Linked DNA regions of Homo sapiens: region 2 is linked to region 1. The links are chromatin contacts, found by Hi-C or POLR2A ChIA-PET in ENCODE. All regions are on one chromosome and are shown on one strand. Each heading gives the region's core, a stretch centred on a gene start or an enhancer-like site at or near the end of the contact. The rest is flanking DNA. Distances are from core to core; before and after follow the strand shown.

Region 1 (6,550 bases), core at 2,909-5,408:
TTGAACACTTTTTTCATTTTCTTATTAGCCATTCATTTATCCTATTTGTGAAGTGTCTATTCAAACTCAGGTTTTTTGTTTTGCTTTTTTTAAAAATATCAGTTTGTAGGAGTTCTTTACATATTTTGGGTACCAGTCCTTTTTGCCAGATACATGTATTTTTGAATACATAAATACATTTCTCCCAGTCTGTAACATACCTATTTATTTTATTAGTGGTGCTTTTTTCGTTAACAGAAATTTTTAATTTTGAAAATTTAACAATTTTACAACTATTTTTCTCAATATTTGGTGCTTTCTGGATCCTAAGAAATCTTTTCCTATTCCAAAGATCAGGAAGATAGTTTTGGCTTTTTTGTCTAGGTGTGTGATCCATCTCAAATTAAATTTTGTATATAGCGTGAGGTAGGTGTCAAGTTTCACTTTATATTTACATCTGATGGTCTAACCATTTGTTGAAACTACTTTCCTTTCACTGTTGATATATAGGACAGAATTTAAAAAAAAAAAAACAAAACTGTCCAGCCAAGGAAGTGAAAAAACTGAACCTCTGAGTCTCATAAACCGAATCTCTGGGTCTCTCAGACCATCCCCAACCTTGGTGTCCCATTCCTTACCAAATTAGTTTGTTCACAGTTATCTTGTGATTCTCAGAAATTACTTCACTCATATGTGAGGATTTATAAGGCAACAACTTTTCACAGGGTCTGTAACTGTGCTATCCAGTATGGAACCACTAGCTACATGTAGCTACTTAAATTTAATTTAAATTTTATTAAAAATGTAGCTTATCAGTTACAATAGCCACATTTTAAGTGCTCAGCAGCCACATATGGCCACATACGGCCACATATGGCTATCTTATTGAACAGCATATATATAGAATATTTCCATTATTTTCTAAAGTGCTGGACAGCGCTAGCCTATAGAATAAGAACAGAGTCAGGCTTTGTACAGTTTTGTAGCATACTTTAATGAATTTTGTTTTGTTTTGTTAACTAGCATTCAGTATGTATCTTTATCTTCTTGCTTATTTCTCATTCTTCCATGTTCCTATTTCAATTCCAAAGTGTACCGTCCTAGCCAATCCTTTTGTCCGTCTAAAAATGCAGTATCTTATATCTGTTATTTGCTGCTTAGAAGAAAGAATTCCCCTGGCTGTGCATGGAATCATTCTTTTGTGGAGCCTACCTAGTACTGACCTATTTAACTTCTCTCGATGCTTCACGTCTTCCAACTGCTGCCGGGATGCTTGGACATCCCCTTTCAAGGTGCAGCCCAGAGACAGATATTTTGTCTTTCCTGTCTTGATTAACATTGCATCTCTCCTTAGCATTTCCACTGTAAATGTTAAACTTAGGGAAAGTAGTAGATTATGACCTGTAACCATGTTCTTTATTAAAAGTTCTGTCTAGTAGTGAACTTTGTTGCCATTTCATCATGAGCAACCACATAGGAATTTGTGAGATTTTCTCTCATTGTTTGCTGGGCATGAGCCGCACAGACACTGACTCTGCCATTAATGTCTTTCAGTGTGGGAATTTTGCTGTCCTCGTGGATCTTCATATCTTGCCACAAGGTTCAAACAAAGATACAAGCTGGTTTTCTGAACAGAAGAAAGAGGTACAACAAAACTTTCTACTATTTAATTGCAAGTAGCTGCTGCTGCTATAAGAAATATCAGCTCTTTCCAGCTTTCATTTCTGTTAGTGGGAAAAAAATGTTGCGTATTTAATCCTTGAAAAACAATTGTATTCCCAATGACAGACACATATGCACCCACTTTTTTTTTCCTTCAGAAACTGACACATTCATAAACTTCATATGATACTGTATTATTTAAACCAGACATTTTATACCTCTTTGTTTTGGGGGAAGGATTTCTATATATTCAAAAAGAGGAGAAGAAGAAGAAGAAGTTAAAGTGACTATTTCAGTAATCAGGGATTTTAACCTGACTGGTTGTGAAGGATGGCCTGAGCACCTGAAGCAGGTGTGGCAGTTAACACAAGGCTGAACCTTCACACCCATCTTAAAGCCTCAGCTTTTATTTTCTATCATCCTTGTATTATCATGAGCCTTTGACAAGTCAGGAAATACTTGACGGTGTTCCTTCTCACAATGGTCAGTCAGGAAAGCCAGTAGCCGGGGGCTTAGCAGAGCATGATGCTGGACTTCACTGAGCCTCAGCCTCCTCATCTGAAAGTGAAGAGGTTTGCCTAGATGCCAAATTCACTCCTGGTTCTAAGTTTCAACAATCCCACCCAAGTGCTGCTTGTGGTGGAGGCTTACAAGCTGCACTGAGCTCTCACCATTGCTTTGCCTCCTTCTCTGATCCCTGCTCACCAGAGAGCAGGAGTAACCAGCTTGTGGCTTTTACACACCTTTAAAAATATCATTATCCGTGATGTCCATTTACCACAGTTGCTTTTTAGACTGAGAAATAAAAATCAGATTTGTTAAAATATAGTATATGGCGAAGAAACTATTGACAGTGGTGAAAAAACAAAAAGCCACCCTTTTCTGTGATAATTGCTTTTAATTAGCTTTTGGAGCTCACTAGAAAAAAGATCCCCACCCCCCAAAAAAGATTTTATAGGATAATACATTTTCATTCAAAGGATAATATTATCAAGACTTTGCTGTCATTATTTTGCAAAGAATACCTGGTGACCTAAAGCTGAGAAAAGGAAGGCACAAGGTTCTGTATGGTGGGATTTATCATTCAGGTAAATAACTGTGGACTCTTCTCTTCAGGACTTTTAAATATTTAGCAAGTCAATCAACATCTCCTACTGCCACTTACCTTCATATAATTCCACTCCTAGCTTACTAACGCATGTTGCTGTGATTCAAAACTGTTCACTCGTTTCCCCAAAGTGACCAATAGTCACCCAAGGGGACCTCACCCCAAAATCTTCTGACTTGACTTAAATTAACAATGTTATGGAATCCACCATTCCAGGCCTGTTCTCCATTCCCTTTCGGCTTTGCCACCTTAGACCTTTATCGGCCTTAGACCTTTCTTGTTAATATTGAGTCCGTTTTGCCCAAGATTCAGTTAATTTGGAATGCTTTAGAATAAAGCCCTGGGTGTGTGAATCACCTCATAGCCAAAGCGTGAGGCTAGGTTTTTGTTTTTTTAGGAGCCACATGCAGCTGCGTGGATGCTCATAGTACCTACTTGAGGGCAGCAGGGCATGACTTAGCAAAGCTGTGCAGTGCATGACAGGACCTGCAGAGCAGTGCTGCACTGGCAGCTGCAAGGGGCAGGTCGCTGTAGCAGGCTGAGCTTGCCTCTCAAAACCAAATGGTCGGTTTGCTGCTGCTTCTTTAATTTGCCCTTTTAAAATGTATATTGGCCAGGTGCAGTGACACACACCTGTAATCCCAGCACTTTGGGAGCCCAAGGCAGGCGGATTGCCTGAGTCTAGGAGTTCAAGACCAGCCTGGGCAACATGGTGAACCCCCATCTCTATAAAAAGTATAAAAATTAGCCAGATGTGGTGGCTTGTGTCTGGAATCCCAGCTACTCTGGAGGCTGAGGTGGGGGGATCACTTGAGCCCAGGAGGTTAAGGCTGCAGTGAGAGTTGTGATCATGCCACTGAACTCCACCATGGGTGGCAGAGTGAGACCCTGTCTCAAAAAAAAAAAAAAAAAAAAACAATTCGCTGATGTTAAAATTCCTCTGGGATCATTTGTGTGTGCGTAAGAAAGGAGAAAAGCTAGTTGAAGAAAGGCTATGACTTTAGCTTAGGTTCAGTGTCCCCAGGCTTTCATCTTCTTTATCCTTAGATCCTCTCATGATTGGGATTTTATGAGCAACCAATTTGATTCCATTTTAACAGTCATTTTATACAGTGAAAGCCTAAGAATATCCAGTTCCTTTTTAGAAAAAAGAACTAATTACATGTATTAACATATGTTTATTTTGAGTGCAGCACGAGTAGTCTTTGTACCCAAACAGTTGAAGTCAAACTGTTCCATGTGTCAACTCGAGGAAGCGAGCACAGCCCGTTAGCCTAGAGATGCCCTCTGCATCTCTGTCTTGAGCACTGATTTTAACTTGTTCTTCTTATCTGCCCCTCAAAGGTAGCTGAGAAGTTTTCTTTTCTTGCATTGTTGTGGTTCTGAAGAGAAAGCTTCATGACGTGTGGTGTGGTCGGTTACTGGTGTCTATCACACTGCACTTGGTCTACCTTGCATTCGTCAAACTGACTCACAGAAGGAAAGCCCCACAGCTAGAGGGAGAAAGTTTGTGTGTATGAGCCTTTGCTTTATTTTTGTCATGCTATTTTTAGTTTTAGCCTTATAGGGCATTTATAGCCAAATTTTAGCAATCCTTGTTTCCATGTATGTCTTTCACATATTTTCTAGCCCAGTCATAGTTGAACTCTGCATGTGAAGCAAAATTCTTTAATTGTTTTTTAAAAAAAAAAAAACCTATGAGGCGGCAAGGCTGCCTTTTTGTTGTGTGAACAATGCCGAAACACTCAACTGTAAAGGGATATCTCTGTATTCCATGAGGCACTGCATCTTTAGGCTGCAACATGAAAAGCAGGAGAGAGGAAACCAGTGTTTGTACTTTATCTAGAAACTCACACTCATGAGTTAAATCAAGGGTTTTCTATATTGTTTGAGGAGTACAAGTGTTTTTAATAAAGGAAAAGTTTTGCTATCATTGCTCTTTAGAACAGCTAAAAATTTTGTTGTTTTAATTTGTGAAGATTCTAAGAGATCAACCTGAGATGACATTGCAAGAAACCAGCAAAACAGGTTTGAGGTGACCTGGGCAACTCTGAGTTTTCTGCAGTCTTTGGGAATTAAACAGGAATCATCAGTTCTTATACATCAGTTCTTAATCTAAATTAAGAAATTTAGATTTGTGTATGATTTTACTCTCTTTTTCTACATTAGGTCACAATTTCCTGTTAGTGCAGGAAACAACTGCAAAGAGTATCTTCCCATTGTGTTGGGCTTAAATTTTTGTTTACCTTTATTATAAATAACACCAAAACAATAAAACAATTGACCTATCCTGAAACTTACTAGTGATAAGGAATACTGAAATTGAATTAAAACCATGTGTTTCTGTCGCCTAATAAATGTTAATCTACTTTAGAGAAATTATATTATTTTCACTGTTAGTACATGAGTGTAGTACGTTTTTACAAAAACAAAGGCATATACAGTATCATCAACAAGAGCGTAGAAGAAAATAGGATTAGTGATTTCCAGTTCTCTGCTTAACTCACTGCTCAACAGTTTCCTTCTTGAGTAGATTTGTAAACCCAAGACCAGAAACTAATGAATGATGGTGTTTAGATTTTTAAAAATTTTTAGACCAAGTTTGAAAAATGGGATAGTTTATATAAAAATTACTGTTTCTGACTCCTTTTGAACAAAGATCTAGCAACACTGTGCCTATAAACATGAAACAGTCCCCTAAAACCATGGGGGGCTGCTTGCTGTTGACTGGGCTGTGGTGTGGGTTCCCCATGCCGTTGCACCAGCAGTGGATGAATATGCCCTTACTCCTGGCCCCATCCCTGTCTACAGTCCCCTGGCCACACTGGGTGTTTCCCTGGGGCCCTTGATGCCAGCCAGTGTTGGCTCTTCTTGACTTATTTCTTCTATTTGTCACAGTACAACTGATTGATACTTATATGAAAGCATTCTTTACCATACTTATTACCTCCTTGCCCTGATGTTTACACTGAAATATTTTTATCTTTCTTTTAGAAATATGAAACTGAGGCAGAAAGAAATGAAATGACTTTCCCAGATCACACAGTGAGCCAACATCATGGTTTCGAGCAAACTTCAGTAGCAAATTTAAATTTGCGGTGTTATTCATGAGCACATATGACATTCCTTTCAACATTCACAGCTAAATTAAAAAGCAAAATGAAATGAAATGTTCATTGTTAACTTTTTAATATATATGTTAATTTTTTTGCATTAAATTTGAAGGTTATATCTAATTTTTTATTTGCTTTAGGAAGTCTGTTTACTGTTAAAAGAAACCATTGATTCAAGAGTTCAGGAGTACTTGGAAGTTCGCAAACAGCACAGGCCATCAAATGCAGAATTCACAAGATCCAATCCCTTGTCCTTAAAAGGTAGGCACAGAGCACTTTGATTTTGGACAAAAAATAAATAGAATTTCTGCTCCGTAGAGATGGCAATTATGTTTGACTCTGACTGTCATGTTAGTATAGTGATACATTTTAAAAATATGTCCTAATGAAGATACTTTGTTTGGGTAAAGAAAATTAACTGAAGAGCCCTCAGGACTTTTAATGGTAGGCAAAATGTATAAAAATAGCAAATAAAACATTCCTAAGGAAACTGTAAATTGTTTAAAGGATTGTTTTTTATTTTTAAGGTTTTTTTATTTTTAGTAGACTTAATAATTGTACACATTCATAGGATACAGAGTGATATTTTGATACGTGTATACAATGTGTAATTTTCAAATTAGAGTAATTAGCATATCTATCACCTGAGCATTTATCATTTCTTTGTGTTGTGAGCATTTAAAATCCT
Region 2 (6,449 bases), core at 2,161-4,660, 180 kb after region 1:
TTGGTGAAACCCAGTTTTTCTGGCCTGAGTCTTGGTTTAAGGAAAAAAAAATGTTATGGTTCTGGAGCCCTCTGAAATTCTAGGGTGTGGTGAACTCGGTGAGGATTTAGGCCTCTCTAGATAAAAATTGTGCTCTCTGGTCTCTTATCTCCTGGGGAGGCTCTTGCAGCCCATTCAGAAATTCTAGAACAGTTGAGAAAGCAGACACCTCTCAGTATCTAGTGGGACTGAAGGAGAACAAAAGGGAAGACAGAAGTGGTAAGTGTAGTGATATCTAATGTTGCCTGGTCTTCGGCTAAATCTCCAGTACTGTTGTAAGCGTGATACCTGGACTGCATTTACTTGTTTAGTTAATTACTCCAGTGATTTAGAGCAGTAGGTGGGGCATGTGTGTGAACCCAGGAAGCTAAGAGGGTGGACAAGGGTTTGCAAGTGGATGGAAAAGGATGCTTTCAGTCTGAGTGGCTGGCTGACTAAGTGATTTGAGGTTCACAGTGGTGGCCCCCAAATTTCTGATTAGAAGGGCTCAGAAGCCTGCAGTTCAGTTGGAAAAGGTGTATGGAACCAGTTTTGAAGCTTCTTTGCTTGACACACAAATGGTTTTTGCATAGTGTGTATGTTTATTAGTAGGGGGATGTCTGTCGGTACTGTCGGTAGAGATTGTGGGGCTGGACTCCTGCTTATAAAGCTATTCCATGGTACTGCCGATTGGTCTTCAGCAGATCTTCTGCATACCAGGGGCAAAGTATCTGAAATTACATCAGACAAATGATAAAGTACATCAAATAAATGAAGACTAATTTATTAATGTTTTGCATTTGCTCTGCAGGTTTGCTTTTTCTTTCTTTCTTTCTTTTTGAGACGGAGTCTTGCTCTGTCGCCCAGGCTGAAGTGCAAGGTTTGCTTTTTCTAACTTTATTCTTTGAGGATTAATTTACATTCAGTGAAATGCACAGATCTGAAGTATACAGTTTGAGTTTTGACAAATATATACTCCCATGGATCCACCACCATAGTCAAGATTTAGAACATTTTCATCTCCCTAGAATGTCCCTTTCTGCCCCATTCTAGTCAATTCCTCCCCCTCCATCCACCCCAGGTAACCAATGTTCTGATTTTTATCACTAGAGATTAGTTTTACCTGATCTAGAATTTCATATAAATGGAGTCCAACAATATTCACTACTTTGAGTCTGGCTTCCCTCACTTAGTGTTATCTTCTTGAAGTTCATCCACATTGTTGTGTGTATCAAGAGTTTATTCCTTTTAACTACTGAATAGTATGCCACTGTATGATTATACCACACTTTAAACATCTAATCTTGCTGATGGACATTTGAGTTATTTCTTATTTTTGGCCATTGCAAATAAAACTGGTATGAAAGTTCATGTACAAGACTTTTGTTGGCAGATGCACTTATTTCTTTTGTGTAGATACCCAGTAGTGGAATTGCTGGGTCAGAGGGAAAGTGTATGTTTTATGTCATAAGAAACCACCAAGCAGTTTTCCAAGGCAGTTGTGCCATTTCACGCTCTTACTCAAGACTTTCTCTCAAACAATTAGCAGCACAGAAAGGCGGACTTTTGTACTACTTTCTCTCACCACCCCCATCTCCTTTTTGCCTTGTCAAACCAGTCAACTCTAGAAAACTTGAACATATGGCAGGACTCAATAATACACATTCAGATTATTTAGGCTCTCCATTTTCTCATTCATTCTGTGAAAAAAATCATTGTCACTAGACACAAAGAAATGAAAGGGTGGACTTCAAAATCCAGGGAGAAAGCAACAACTAACTTCGTACTTAATGGTGGCTATTAAATCACCTTCAGATCATGAAAAAAGCAAAAATATTTACTCTGGCCAATTCCATTAACATTGTACTATAGTTCATACCAGTGCCATAAGGCAAGAAAAAGAAAAACAGGCATAGAGATTGAAAAGAAGAATACAACTCTTTACTCACAAATGGCATTTTTATCTATGTAACAATCCTGAGAAATTGACACAAAAGCTTCTAGAACTAATATGTAAGTGTAGCAAGATTTCAGTACTCAAGGTTGATATACAAAATCAATAGTATTTGTGTATCCAACAGCAAACAATTGAAAATAAAATTAAAAATACCATTTAAAGTAGCGTCAAAAAGCATAACATACTTAAACTTATTTCTAACAAAATGTGCAAGACTTGTACACAAAAATACAAAACATTTCAGTCATGGAAGACCTAATAAATGGAAAACTATGCCACATGCATGGTTTAGAAAACTCAATATCATTAAGATGTCAGTTCTTCTCAAATTGCTCTCTAGCAGGAATTGGCAAATATTTTGTGTAAAGGGACAGACAATAAATATTTTAGGTTTTGTAGGCTATATGATATTAATTGTGGCTATTAAACCCTGCCTTTGCAATGCAAAAGTATAGATAATATGTAAATGAACAAGTGTGGCTGTGTCTCCATAAAACTTCATTTACAAAAACAGGTGGGGGGCTAGATTGTCCCTCTTCTATTGCACATAAACTGAAAAACAAGAGGTAAAACCAGAGGGACTCTAGGGTGGCTTCCAACTTTGTCTTTTTCTAATTGTGCTAGAGAAAGAGAGAATATAAGTTATACCTGCTTCTTTGGCTGCTAATTCTCTTGCCAACCTTATCTTCATATATAAAAGGTGAGTATTAAGTCTACTTGGTAGTGTTGACGGGGGGATTAAGTGAAATAATGTAAAAATCTGGGACGATGTCAGACTTGTTCAAAGATATTCACACTTCCCCTGCTCTCTGTTATATTTTCCCATTTGTTTTCAGAATTTAGCTTTAAGGTTTGGGAATCCAAATACTGTTTTCAATCAAGCAGCCAAGGCTTCAGATGACAAGCTTGTGTGTGTTTGGAAAACGTGGCCTCATGATGTGCACACCTAGGACTGGTGCAGCTGTCATACTGCCATTTCTTAGTGTAGGGTGCTGGGGTTTGAATTTTGATAATCCCTGTGGGACACCTCAGAAGGACTAGGCTTTATCTCCAAAGGGGTCACAGTGAGTAGAGTTTTGGCTTTATCTCCAAAGGGGTCACAGTGAGTAGAGTTTAGGATGCCATGGGGTTGCAGTCCAGAATCACCAGGCACCTAGTCCCATTTCTTTTTTAAGAAGACATGCTGCTTCTTGTAAACATTACACTCCAGCCTCCCGGCATAATCCCAAATAATGTCATTTCTGGGAAAAGTTGATAAGTGGTGAGAATTTAAGCCTTTTCATCTGTTGGGAATAAAAGTGGGTAGACATGCAGAAGTTTTCTTCTACCTTACATAGTTGCACCTCCTCGGCATTCACTTTCCTTTCACTTTCTGGAATTGAGCTGGCCAGAGATGAGGATCGGTATGCTGCTTCCTTCAGCCCTGCCCTGTGTGGCGTTTGTCTTGCAACTTTCCCATGCTTGTTTCAACAGGAAAAAAAGCAAAGAGATTGACATATAGCTACCCCGAGGCTAGATTGTCACCGAAATAGATTTCTCCAAATAAAAATAAGGGCCGTTTTTGCTTGCAAGGCCTTGCAATGAAACAGAGTTAATAAAAACTGCATGGGAAACTCACATTGCAGCTATAAAAATATTAAAAAATAGAATTCTTAGCTAAAGTCAGCAGTGATTGTTGGCTCGAGGTAGAAATTAGGGAGTAAAACATTCTGAAACACTCATTGAAAGTGAAGAGAGGGAAGAATTATTACCCTTTATCCATTTGGTTAACCCTTCAGAAGTAAAGCTAGAGTCACACTTGCTTAGCAAGTGATTAAGTACTGGGTTTTTAAGCGTAGGACAGACCATTTTCTCCTGTGGCTAACCTGTAACAAACAGAAAATAGGGCCACTTAAAAATTAGCACAAACATATATAAGAAACAAAGCTGCTCCAACAGGAAAACTTGGTAAGATCATTGACGAAAACGTCTACAGCTTCATTCGTTCTTCTCCTTCAGCCTCTGTCCCTGTGTGTGTATATCAGATGTCTCTGAGGTTAAAGCTTGTGTGTCCTCCTGGGCTGGAGTACAGGGACACCCTTCATCACTCTCCAGTCCCCAGTGCCCAGTGTCATCATCTGGAATATCTTCTGGAACCCTGGAGGGATGGTTTGTTTCTACAGCTCCCCACTAGCAGGGGTCTTTCCTCTAAGAATGGTGCTTCCAGGATCTCTCCAGGCTCAGTTTCAGGCGCCACTAGATCATCAGGGAATGGTGATTGATTATCTGAGAAATGTATCTATTTGCATTCAGGATTCACCAAGTCACTATTCTAATGGGAACTCACTAATTGGCTTCACTAATTCCCACTTAGAACTACAAGCATTAAAAGTCACAGTATCTAAGACAAGTGAGCTTTTAGCTCCTGGTTGCAATAGGGGAATTTATAAGAATATTTAGAAGTGATCCAGGTTCCTTTCTTTCCCTCTCCTTAAAGCACATAAACTCTGGTCATTTTCACAGGTTTTTGCTAATTAATACCACCACTGTGGAAATGGGGGCTGTTCTACAAACAAGCTGCAACAAATGGGATTTTTATTGCTGGTGGAAAAGTCTGGGGAATAATTAGCAGATCTATGGAGATCCCTTGACTCCGGGCATCTGCATGGTAATGGCCAACCCTGGAGATCACTCAGGGAAATGGGGTCGGACTTTCCACCTTAGGGCACATTTATATTGTCAGTTACAGCCTTCAAACTGCAGTGGGACAAATGTGGGAAAATATTTTGTGAAATACTAGACAAATGAACCTGGTGTTGACCAATCTCAACTAGGAAAACTGGCTCTGCTTTGCTAAGTGCTGTACAGCAGCCAAGACTCGCAAATGAAATATTTTGATATCTTGTTAAACTTGAGTCCCCAGAGGGAGGCACACACACATACACATGATGGACTCGGGTCCTCAAGGTGGAAGGCCAGAGAAGATTAGAGAAACGACTGGCTCGAGGGGGGAAGAGAGAACCGTGAGGTCATCTGGTCCAGAGGTTTGTACTCAAAGGATCCTTGGAGAGAATCCAGGGGGATTCTGTGAACTTGGATGGGAAAATAATTACATTTTTGTGTTCCCTAACGTCTAATTGAAATATACTCTTTCTTTCTATTTCAAATGAGGACAAAAAATCATAAGAACATCAGCTATACCCATGATATTGACACAGTGGAAATCAAAGATGTCTTTATATCATATTATAGTGTAGATATCTCAAGACATCATCTCTGCCCATCACTTCTGTGAAATTATGGTAGTTACTGAACCCACTGCTAGATCTTCTTCTTTAGTGTGCTACTAAAGAAAATACATATATTACTATATCACACATTTAAAACTATTTTGAGTACTGTGTTTTCTGTCATTAGGTTTTTGAGTAACTTTATATATTTTATCTACTTATGAGCAAAAAGCATTATTCTGAGAACAGGACATAGTCTTTATCACACTGCCAAGAGGTCCATAATACATGGTATAAGATCCCCTTCTCGCCCAGTCTTCTCTATTTACAGCTGAGGAAATCGAGGCAGCGCTGGCAAGTGGCAGAGAAAAAGCTGGAACCCCAAGGTGCTGTCTCTAAGTCTGTTCTCACCATTCTTCTGCAGGAGAAGAAAGTACCCTTGGTAAAAACAACATGGAATACTTTCTTAAAACAATGTTTCAACGTGTAGGAATCAGGGATGATAAGTAATTCCCGAGGCTAGTCTTAGCTAGAGAATTTGTTTTCAAATTCAAATATACTTTTCTACCTTCATTTTAAAGTGTGGACATTGCCAAGTTAAGTGAATGTTGTTATTTTAAAAAATTAACATGGAGGCCCAATTATGTGGGTTATATTTAAACAGTTCCACAGAATATATTTCATGTTATTTTCTACACCTATAGCAGCAAGTTTATCTCCTGCATATTTAAGGCAATTTGAAATGAAATTTTTAATCTGTGAACACCCCAACTGTGAGCCTTAGGAAGCTGGGTGTCAGACCAAGCTAGGTTACGATGAGTATGGATAATTTAAATTATCAACTTCATGTATTATCTAGAATGGCATGCATTGATTATATACATGTGTACATGTACTTACTAGTGGAAAAGACAAGAAGCACATTCATTTCAAGTAGTTGATGTCTCTCATGAAAGCATTAGCTGATTCTACTTCCTTGGTGTGGACATAAAGATGAAAGAAATTCAAATAAATTATCTCTTAATGGTTAAATTGATGGCACATTTTCTCAAAGCAATTGATCCTGACACATTGTGGTTTTCTAAATTTCATAATTTGTGGAATTGTAAAACTGTAGAATGGAAAGGGATCTTATATGTCATCTAATTCAGTAATTCTCAAACTTTAGATTTCTCGACCATTCTCTTTTTTCTTTTTCAGCAATTTATCAGATGGGACATAGATAGGGGCACATTTATTCATCTATTTTGGCTTTAATGTTTATG

The links. A loop is a pair of places that touch in the nucleus more often than their neighbours do. ChIA-PET counts read pairs that join two places held with the same protein, here RNA polymerase II (POLR2A). Pooled maps may share reads with other maps.
Region 2: a loop to region 1 is called in a map of ascending aorta, with 2.6 times the contacts of the local background. The contact joins two enhancer-like sites. A Hi-C loop is called at or near these places in 2 of 168 maps with a recorded cell type or tissue (ascending aorta and mammary epithelial cell) and 3 of 50 pooled maps. POLR2A ChIA-PET finds 5 or more read pairs at or near these places in 2 of 52 experiments (OCI-LY7 and activated T-cell).

The regions. Positions count from the first base shown.
Region 1 is chr20:10,554,698-10,561,247 of GRCh38, forward strand. SLX4IP (SLX4 interacting protein) reads left to right here. Exons shown (of 8, transcript NM_001009608.3): 3 at 1,534-1,623; 4 at 6,003-6,123. Among named protein-coding and RNA genes, the nearest start is that of MIR6870, 92 kb to the right of the region's middle. RefSeq lists an enhancer at 4,046-4,425. Within about 2 kb of position 4,159, at least 8 of the 41 ENCODE cell types and tissues checked have a DNase peak (open chromatin) inside an H3K27ac peak, as active enhancers do; they include ascending aorta, where a contact is called at or near this core.
Region 2 is chr20:10,736,390-10,742,838 of GRCh38, forward strand. No RefSeq gene overlaps it. Among named protein-coding and RNA genes, the nearest start is that of LINC01752, 13 kb to the right of the region's middle. Within about 2 kb of position 3,411, at least 3 of the 41 ENCODE cell types and tissues checked have a DNase peak (open chromatin) inside an H3K27ac peak, as active enhancers do; they include ascending aorta, where a contact is called at or near this core.